Regions from separate parts of the Homo sapiens genome. Here region 1 is linked to region 2. Evidence: read pairs that join two places in POLR2A ChIA-PET (ENCODE). Cell type or tissue: Caco-2. All regions are shown on one strand. Links, peaks and the distances in the headings refer to the core of each region. The heading gives the core; the rest is flanking DNA.

Region 1 (3,913 bases), core at 481-2,980, 280 kb after region 2:
CCCTTTTGGAGTCTCCAGTGTCTGTTGCTCTCATCTTTGTGTTCGTGGGTACCCAGTGTTTAGCTGCTACTTGTGAGAGCATGCAGTATTTGATTTTCTGTTTTTGCATTAATTTGCTTAAGGTAATAGTTTCACCTGCATCCGTGTTGCTGGGAAGGACATCTTTTTCTATGGCTACATAAGCCCCTTTCTGATGGACAGCCTTTAGCATCCTGGCTCCTGTGTAAGGTGGCTTTCTGCAGATCTCTAATGTAGCCCTTGCTGGGCTGATTAGAGTTCTTCTCCCACAGGCAATCTTATTTCTGTCTGTAGGGATTTGGTCAATGGATACTGCAGCCCCCCTAGGAATACCAAGTGGAATGCTAGACCCAGGTCATGGGGTCTCTGCACCACATTGACTTTGTCCTGGAGGGAGCTGGCTCACAGGGACATGGCTGTGACCAACCTGGGCACATCTTTGGCCCCTGCCCTTTCCTCTGCTTCACCTCTGCAATTGGAACCCTACTCCTCAAGGCTGAGTTGGATGCCTTGCCTCCTGGCACCCTCCACTGTTGCCCACCAAAGATGGTCTCCCTGGAAACCCACAGCACTGTATACCTCTCAAGGCCTCGGCCAAATCCTGCCCCGATTGACAGTTTATTTGCAAACATGCCTGGTCTTCCCTATTGCGTCATTTTGTCCTCTCAGACCAGCACAGCATTGTTCTGCACTGTGCTGTGTACCTAGCAGGTGCTAAATTTGAAACAACGAAAGTGGTTGGGTGTGGTGGTTCACACCTGTAGTCCCAGCACTTTGGGAGGCCAAGGTGGGTGGATCACTTGAGCCCAGGGGTTCAAGACCAGCCTGGGCAGTATAGCCAAACCCCCTTTTTTACAAAAAATACAAAAATTAGCTGGGCGTGATGGAGTGCACCTGTAGTCCCAGCTACTCAAGAGGCTGAGGCTTGAGCCCGGGAGGCAGAGGTTGCAGCTGAGATCACACCATTGCACTCACTCTAGCACCCCAGCCTGGATGACTGAGTGAGACCCTGTCTCAAAAAAAAAAAAAAAGAAAAGAAAAGAAAAGAAAAAAGATTGAAAGCAGAGGCGGCGGGTGCGGGTGGAGTGGAAGAAATCCCTTTGTGTAAATAGAAAATGTAAAAAAAAAAAAAAAAATTAGAAAAAAAGAAATCCCCCAAACTACAAATAAACTCTTGCATTGAAGTGCTTCACTCCACCGAATCTCTATCTACCTGCACAGCAAGTCTGAGGAGGGCAGCTTCTATCCCTTTAAAATTAATCAGGCTTTTACCTTAAATTTCCAGTTAACTTTATCTTAGAACCTCTGGACCAAGAAGATAAAATCCCCCAAGCTTGGTTCTGGTATGTCAGAGGGGAGGGTGGGAAAGTAGGAATGGGGACGGGGAAGAAGGAGCTTGCTGAGAGAACTGGTCTGAAGCAGAAAAAAACGGCATCCCTGCCCAATAGCAGAATGGCCCTGGAGCGTGCGGGGGTTCAGGATCTCGGACGGGCTGGGTGCCTAGCTCCACGGAGGGGCTGAGAAGGACCCTAAATGAGGAGGGAATTGTGTTCTTCTTCCTCTGTTCATGGTGTAAGGATAATTTTTTCATACAGATATAACAGTGAACACATATTAAAGATTTTTTTTTAAAGCTCACCACTTAAATAGGAAACTAGGCAGTTGTTAAAATCTACTGAGAGGAGCAAAGAGGCACGCTTTTATCTGGAATCAGGAATGTTGGCTGATTGTGCAAAGGGAGCAAAACTGGCTTTTCCAAGGAGGAAAGATCTTCACCCACTGGGTAGGATTCATTTGCATATCTATAGAAATACTTTCTGTTGCTCTCAGTTATCAGTAACCTGCAGAGCTGTAAGACAGAACTCAACACCTGCAGGCTATGCTCTAGAGGCATCTATATTCCATCGAAGGGCAAACTCTCCCTAAACCACTTGCCAGATTCTACAGTGGAGCCTCTTAGTGGTCAGGAGAGGTCACAGTGCCAGGAAGTCACTGGGCCTCTAGGCTTAACTTCCTGAGTGTAAAGCACGGCTGATGCCACAGCTGACGGGGCCGTTGTGAGCGTTAATAAGATCATGCTGTTAGGAACCCAGAACATAATAGATACTTAACAAATATCAGTGATTGCCGCTGTCTTTTTTTTTTTTTTTTTTTTTTTTCAGATGGAGTCTTGCTCTTTCACCCAGGCTGGAGTGCAGTGGCGTGATCTCGGCTCACTGCAACCTCCGCCTCCTGGGTTCATGCCATTCTCCTGCCTCAGCCTCCTGAGTAGCTGGGACTACAGGTGTCCGCCACCGCGCCCGGCTAATTTTTTGTATTTTTAGTAGTTACAGGGTATCATTGTGTTAGCTGGGATGGTCTCGATCTCCTGACCTTGTGATCCGACCGCCTCGGCCTCCCAGTGTTGGGATTACAGGCGTGAGTCACCACGCCCAGCCAGCCACTGTCTTTTTAAGAGACATTAGATGCCACCAGTGGAATGATGATAGCAGAATGAACAAATGTGGAGAACTCATGATCTTTGTAGAGTCAGATGCACCTGTCCAGGCTCTTAAGGAGTGCAGCCGTGTACATTGAGACATATATCTTGTTCTAGACTCCTGGCGAGATGACACCTGCTTGAGCATCTCCTGTCTCTATCTTGATTGTGATGTGGGCAGTCAGGGTGGTTGTGAGCCTTTCTAGGAGCCTGAGTTGAACATTTATGTCTCGAGTCACCTAGAGGCAACCCCCCTTAAGAAACTCCTCCATTGAGTCTGTGTATTCCATTGAAGGTACACACACCAGTTACCACAGCCTGGTCTGCCTCCCATCCTCTACACAGAAGCCAAAGTGATCTGAACATGTCAACTGGATCAGGTCACCTCTTTTATTAATTGTCTTCAATAGCTTGTTTATTCGTTTTTGTAGAGATGGGGTCTCCCTACGTTGCCCAGGCTGGTCTCAAACTCCTGGTCTCAAGTGATTCTCCTGCCTCAGCCTCCCAAAGTGCTGAGATTAAAGGTGTGAGCCACTGCACTGGGCCTAATAGCTTGTTTTGAAATTAAATGCAACCTCCTTCATTTGGTCTCTGAACCCCTCTAGGGTGAGATTCTTGCCTGTCCCTCCAGTTCCCCGTTCCAAGGTCTTCCCTGGCTGTGTGTTCCTGCTAGGCCCCTCTGACCTCTCAGAGCTTTTGCTCATGCTGTTCCCTCTTCCTGTCATTCTGTCTGCTTCTTTGCATTCATCTCCTCAAAAAGGACTTTGCTAGGCCGGGCATGGTGGCTCACGCCTATAATCTCAGCACTTTGAGAGGCCGAGGTAGATGGATCACCTGAGGTCAGGAGTTCAAGAGCAGCCTGGCTAACATGGTGAAACCCCATCTCTACTAAAAATACAAAAATTAGCCCAGCGTGGTGGTGGGTGCCTGTAGTCCCAGCTACTGGGGAGGCCGAGGCTGGAGAATCACTTGAATCCAGGAGGCGGAGGTTGCAGTGAGCTGAGATTGTGCCACTGCACTCCAGCCTGGGCGAGAGTGTGAGACTTCGTCTCAACAACAACAACAAAAAGGACTTTTCTGACTACCCTATTTAAAAGGACTTAGCTGACTGCCCTCAATCCTGCCACCTGATTATCTAAGCCCCATTATGCCTTTTCAAGACCTTATCACAATTTGTATTTTCCTTTCACCCCTCTACTGGTGTACTGGCTCCATGCTCTATCTTGTTCTGGGCTGTGTTCTCAAGCCATGCAGGAGCACTTCCTACATCTTTGTCGAATTATGGAAAGCTCTTTGGTTGACTGAGCATTCACATCTTAATGATAGGCAAGATAAATATTCTTTTTCTATTGCTGGTGGGGGTGTAAACTGATACAGCTTATCTAAAGATAAATTAGGCAATGTGTGGCCAGAGCC
Region 2 (3,913 bases), core at 757-3,256:
GGCGCAATCTTGGCTCATTGCAAGCTCTGCCTCCGGGGTTCACGCCATTCTCCTGCCTCAGCCTCCCAAGTAGTTGGGACTACAGGCGCCCACCACCATGCCAGTTAATTTTTTGTATTTTTAGTGGAGATGGGGTTTCACCTTGTTAGCCAGGATGGTCTCGATCTCCTGACCTCGTGATCTGCCTGCCTCGGCTTCCCAAAGTGCTGGGATTACAGGTGTGAGCCACTACTCCCGGCCAACAGATTTTTGTTTCCTGCTGTCACCCCAGGGTCCAGCAAAATGTGTGGCAGAGTGTCTGCACAGGAAACATTTATTACAATACACATGCAGATTAAAGTATTGACGAATCATATCATACACCTGACAAGACTGAAAATTGCCCAAGTGAGCCACATGTCAGCTGAAGGCACTCTATGTGCTGACATTAAATTCACATTAACTGGCCAGGCACAGTGGCTCACCTCACACCTGTAATCCCAGCCCTTTGGAAAGTTGAGGTGAGTGGATTACTTAAGCTCAGGAGTTCAAGACCACCCTGGCCAACATGATGAAAACCCGTCTCTGCTAAAAGTACAAAAAAATTAGCTAGACATGGTGCGGACCTGTATTCCCAGGAAATCTGGAGGCTGAGGCAGGAAAATTGCTTGAACCCGGAGGTGGAGGTTGCAGTGAGCCGAGATCACATCACTGCACTCCAGCCTGGGCCACAGAGCAAAACTCTATCTAAAAAAAAAAAAAAAAAAATCACATTAACTTAACTCCCTCCCGTTCTCCCACTCCCCACACATCTTGCTGGGAGCTCAGCCCCTTTTAGAGATTTCAGTGAGTTGCTCTTGGTGACCCTGCAGACGTTCCCTTTTCACTCAGAGTCATTCTGTGTGTGCTGAACCCAGAATAGAACCCAGGCATTTTCCCCAGATTTCCCAAACACTATTAAGGTGGCAATGTGTTTTAGACATTAACTGAAGACTTGGGGGTTAATATTGGGGTTGTGTTATCATACAAATAGCAAGTATCCTAAGACCCCTGGAGATTCAGGCCTTGGTTTCCTTCTCTTCTTTCTCTCAACTCTCCTGAGCCAGCTCATGCAGCCTCCTGTAGACCAATGACTGAGAGCTCTGCCTGCAGTCCCTTCTCTGGCTCTCCATTTGTGCGCTCAGCTGCTCCCCTTACATCTCCATGTGGATGTTGCACAAGCTTCTCAGTCTTTCTTACTTGACAAAACCTGAAACAGTAGAAAGGAAGCTCCTGCTGCAACGTGCTCAGACCCCAGGAGGCTGCTGCACTGCATGTTGTTGCGATAAGACAAGGATTTTACTAAGCAGTGATGGGGGCGACTCTCTTTTCAACGTATTCTGTCATTTCTTGGCTTCTGCTTGGTTCACTTCATACACGTCGTTTCACAGCATTTCCCAAGCATATTTCTCTACTGCCAAGCTATTCTTCTCTGAACTTATAGAGGGGTGATAATGTTGGTTAGGTTTCTTGTTGTCTTTGTTAATACGAAAACACAACTCACATACTGGAGGAGTTGCCAATAATGATCATGGCCACCAGTGCATGGGACACCTTCTTAAGCTGCAGATAATTCTTGTGCTGGGTACACTAGCATGGTGGGCCCATGAGGGTTCTGTATTCTCTTCCAGGCTTTTCTTCTCTATTCTTGTCATGCAATTTTATGATGCTCCGGACACATTTCAAGTGCATCTTAGCCACCTTTTGAGAGTATTACCAGCTCCTGCCCCTTTGTCTAAGAGAGGAAACTACTTTGCCACTGACAGCCATTTATCACGTGATCTGGAGTTCTCCAGAAGTGTTTAAACATGTGATGTGAACTAGAGTAACTACGTATTATCCGGTTCATATTACCAATGGCTTATGTGTTCATGTTAGAATTAGGTCTTGGGTAAAAACTAGAAATAAATTGTAAAAACGCACTGATGTTTTTTATAGCGCCAGTGTAGATCAACCTGTGATCTTTCAAAATAAGAACTGACTTAAAGAACTGCCTAACATTGATGGTGAAATTACTTCTCCCTCAAAGTTTAGGTGGTTTTCTGTTTGTATGTTTGCTTTTTGCATGCTCTAATGTTTAAGGTTTATGAGGGCAAAAGTTTTAAAGGTTTGAAAATGATAAATGCCAGTATTTCAAATATGGTAATCTGGTACTATTTTTAAAGTAATTTATGTTAGGTAAATTGGGATGACTTCAGCTGCAATAAACAGAAGCCCCTGACTTAAGTGGCTTAAATAATAAGACAACTTATTATTAAGGGTGGCCCAACTGCTGATTGAGACAGCCGCTCAAAGGTTTCACTGCAGGGACCCAGCTTTTCCCATCGCTCTGTTTCACCGTCCTGAGCGTTGGCCTTGCCTCCACCCAGGCTGGCTCCTCTTGTGCTCACGTGTTGCTACAGCGGTTCCAGGTATCACATCCAGGTACAGAAACATCCAAAAGAAGGAGGCCACCGCTCCTGGTCTCCTTAATAGGAAATCAATCTCTTCTACAGGCTTTTCTGCAGAACTCCCCTCTAATCTCATTGGCCAGAAAGAAGTCACATGCCCACTTCTAAGCTAATCACAGATGCAGAAAGAGAACCGTCATAATTGGCTTAAACCAAAAAAAGGGACATAAAATGATATGGCTCCGATGATTAGAAGAACACCAGGGTCCTTGGTCTCACGCTGATTTAGAGAAAATGACACAGACACACGTGGAGTGGTTTTAAGGAGCAGAGAGCTGGTTAGGCAAGAAAGAAGGAAGGAAGAAGAGAACAGATCACCCATACAGAGACAGGGAGGGGGGAATTCAAACAAAGAGAAACCCCGTGTGCAGCGGAAAAGTGGTTGCTTATATTGGGATGTTGGAGGAGGCGGTGTCCGGTTTGCACAGGGCCCAGGGGATTGGTTTGACCAGGTGCGTCGTTTACGTAGCCCACAAAGAACCTGGCCCTCCCACCTTAGTCCTTTAATATGCAAATGTGGGTCGCCATGATGTTCTGAACACATGGTGTTATCTGGAGTTGGCCATGACACTTGGCACACATCGTGACAAGAGGAAAAAGGTGGGAATCGCCATATTAGGTGGACTGTTTCTAATGGCCTGCATTTGCATATCAAAGCTTGCCAGCTTGGCCCTTCAAGTCGTTTTTCTGTTAGAAAAGAAATGGTTTGGGGGTTGCTTTTATTAAAAGAAAAAGCCTTACCAAGAACTTCGTTTACCATCTCTATCTGCCTAAAAATTATTTCTTAATAACTCCTGTATTATTTCCCCCAAGATAAGCAAACCTAACTACTGTTAGGGGGTGTTGAACGATGATTCTTTTGGCTACTTCCCACTGAAAAGGGGCGTCATGTGGAGGAACAGCAGCTGGGCCTTCTCCTGAGGTTGATCTAATGGTTCTTGGAAGAACGGCGTGTCCATGTTTGGCTCTGCTCGCAGCACCATTTGGAGTTTGATTGCTTCTAGGCGAAAAGAGATACATTTTACAAGAAGATTTAAAATATAGGGTTAGAATATGAGCATTAAGATTACCACCGTTAGTGGGGGTCCTATAGACCTTAACTGACAATAGAGTTTGGTACCTGTTAGTTACACCAATGGATTGCAATACCGATTTGTCTGCACTAGATGTCGCTGTACATTACCAGAAACGTTAATATAAAAGTAACATTTTCCTTGAAAAATACATCCATTTCCCTCTTGACTTGCCATTAGAGAAGAACTTGCCTTAGGCCATTTTTATAACTTTCAATATGATTGGGAGAAATACATTGGGTGGCTAAAATAACTTTAGCATTAATCTTGACAATTCCTTTTCTTTATTAAATTTTTTCATGACTTTCACAGACCCTCTTACAACATACTTAAACTTTATGACTTGTCTTAAACATCCTTCATTTAAACAAC

The links. Peaks named below come from ENCODE experiments on the same cell type or tissue, not always from the same donor. Only the 100,000 strongest peaks of a DNase experiment are listed, where the experiment ranks them.
Region 1: POLR2A ChIA-PET joins it to region 2 with 5 read pairs; 3 of 35 experiments call an interaction of 5 or more read pairs at or near these places.

What each region holds. Positions count from the first base shown.
Region 1 is chr13:24,714,179-24,718,091 of GRCh38, reverse strand. No RefSeq gene overlaps it. Among named protein-coding and RNA genes, the nearest start is that of ATP12A, 36 kb to the right of the region's middle. RefSeq lists an enhancer at 1,546-2,190. In Caco-2, for the core only: no CTCF peak of the experiment used is centred there; a DNase peak (open chromatin) is centred at 1,900.
Region 2 is chr13:24,997,284-25,001,196 of GRCh38, reverse strand. No RefSeq gene overlaps it. Among named protein-coding and RNA genes, the nearest start is that of CPAP, 76 kb to the right of the region's middle. In Caco-2, for the core only: no CTCF peak of the experiment used is centred there; no DNase peak of the experiment used is centred there.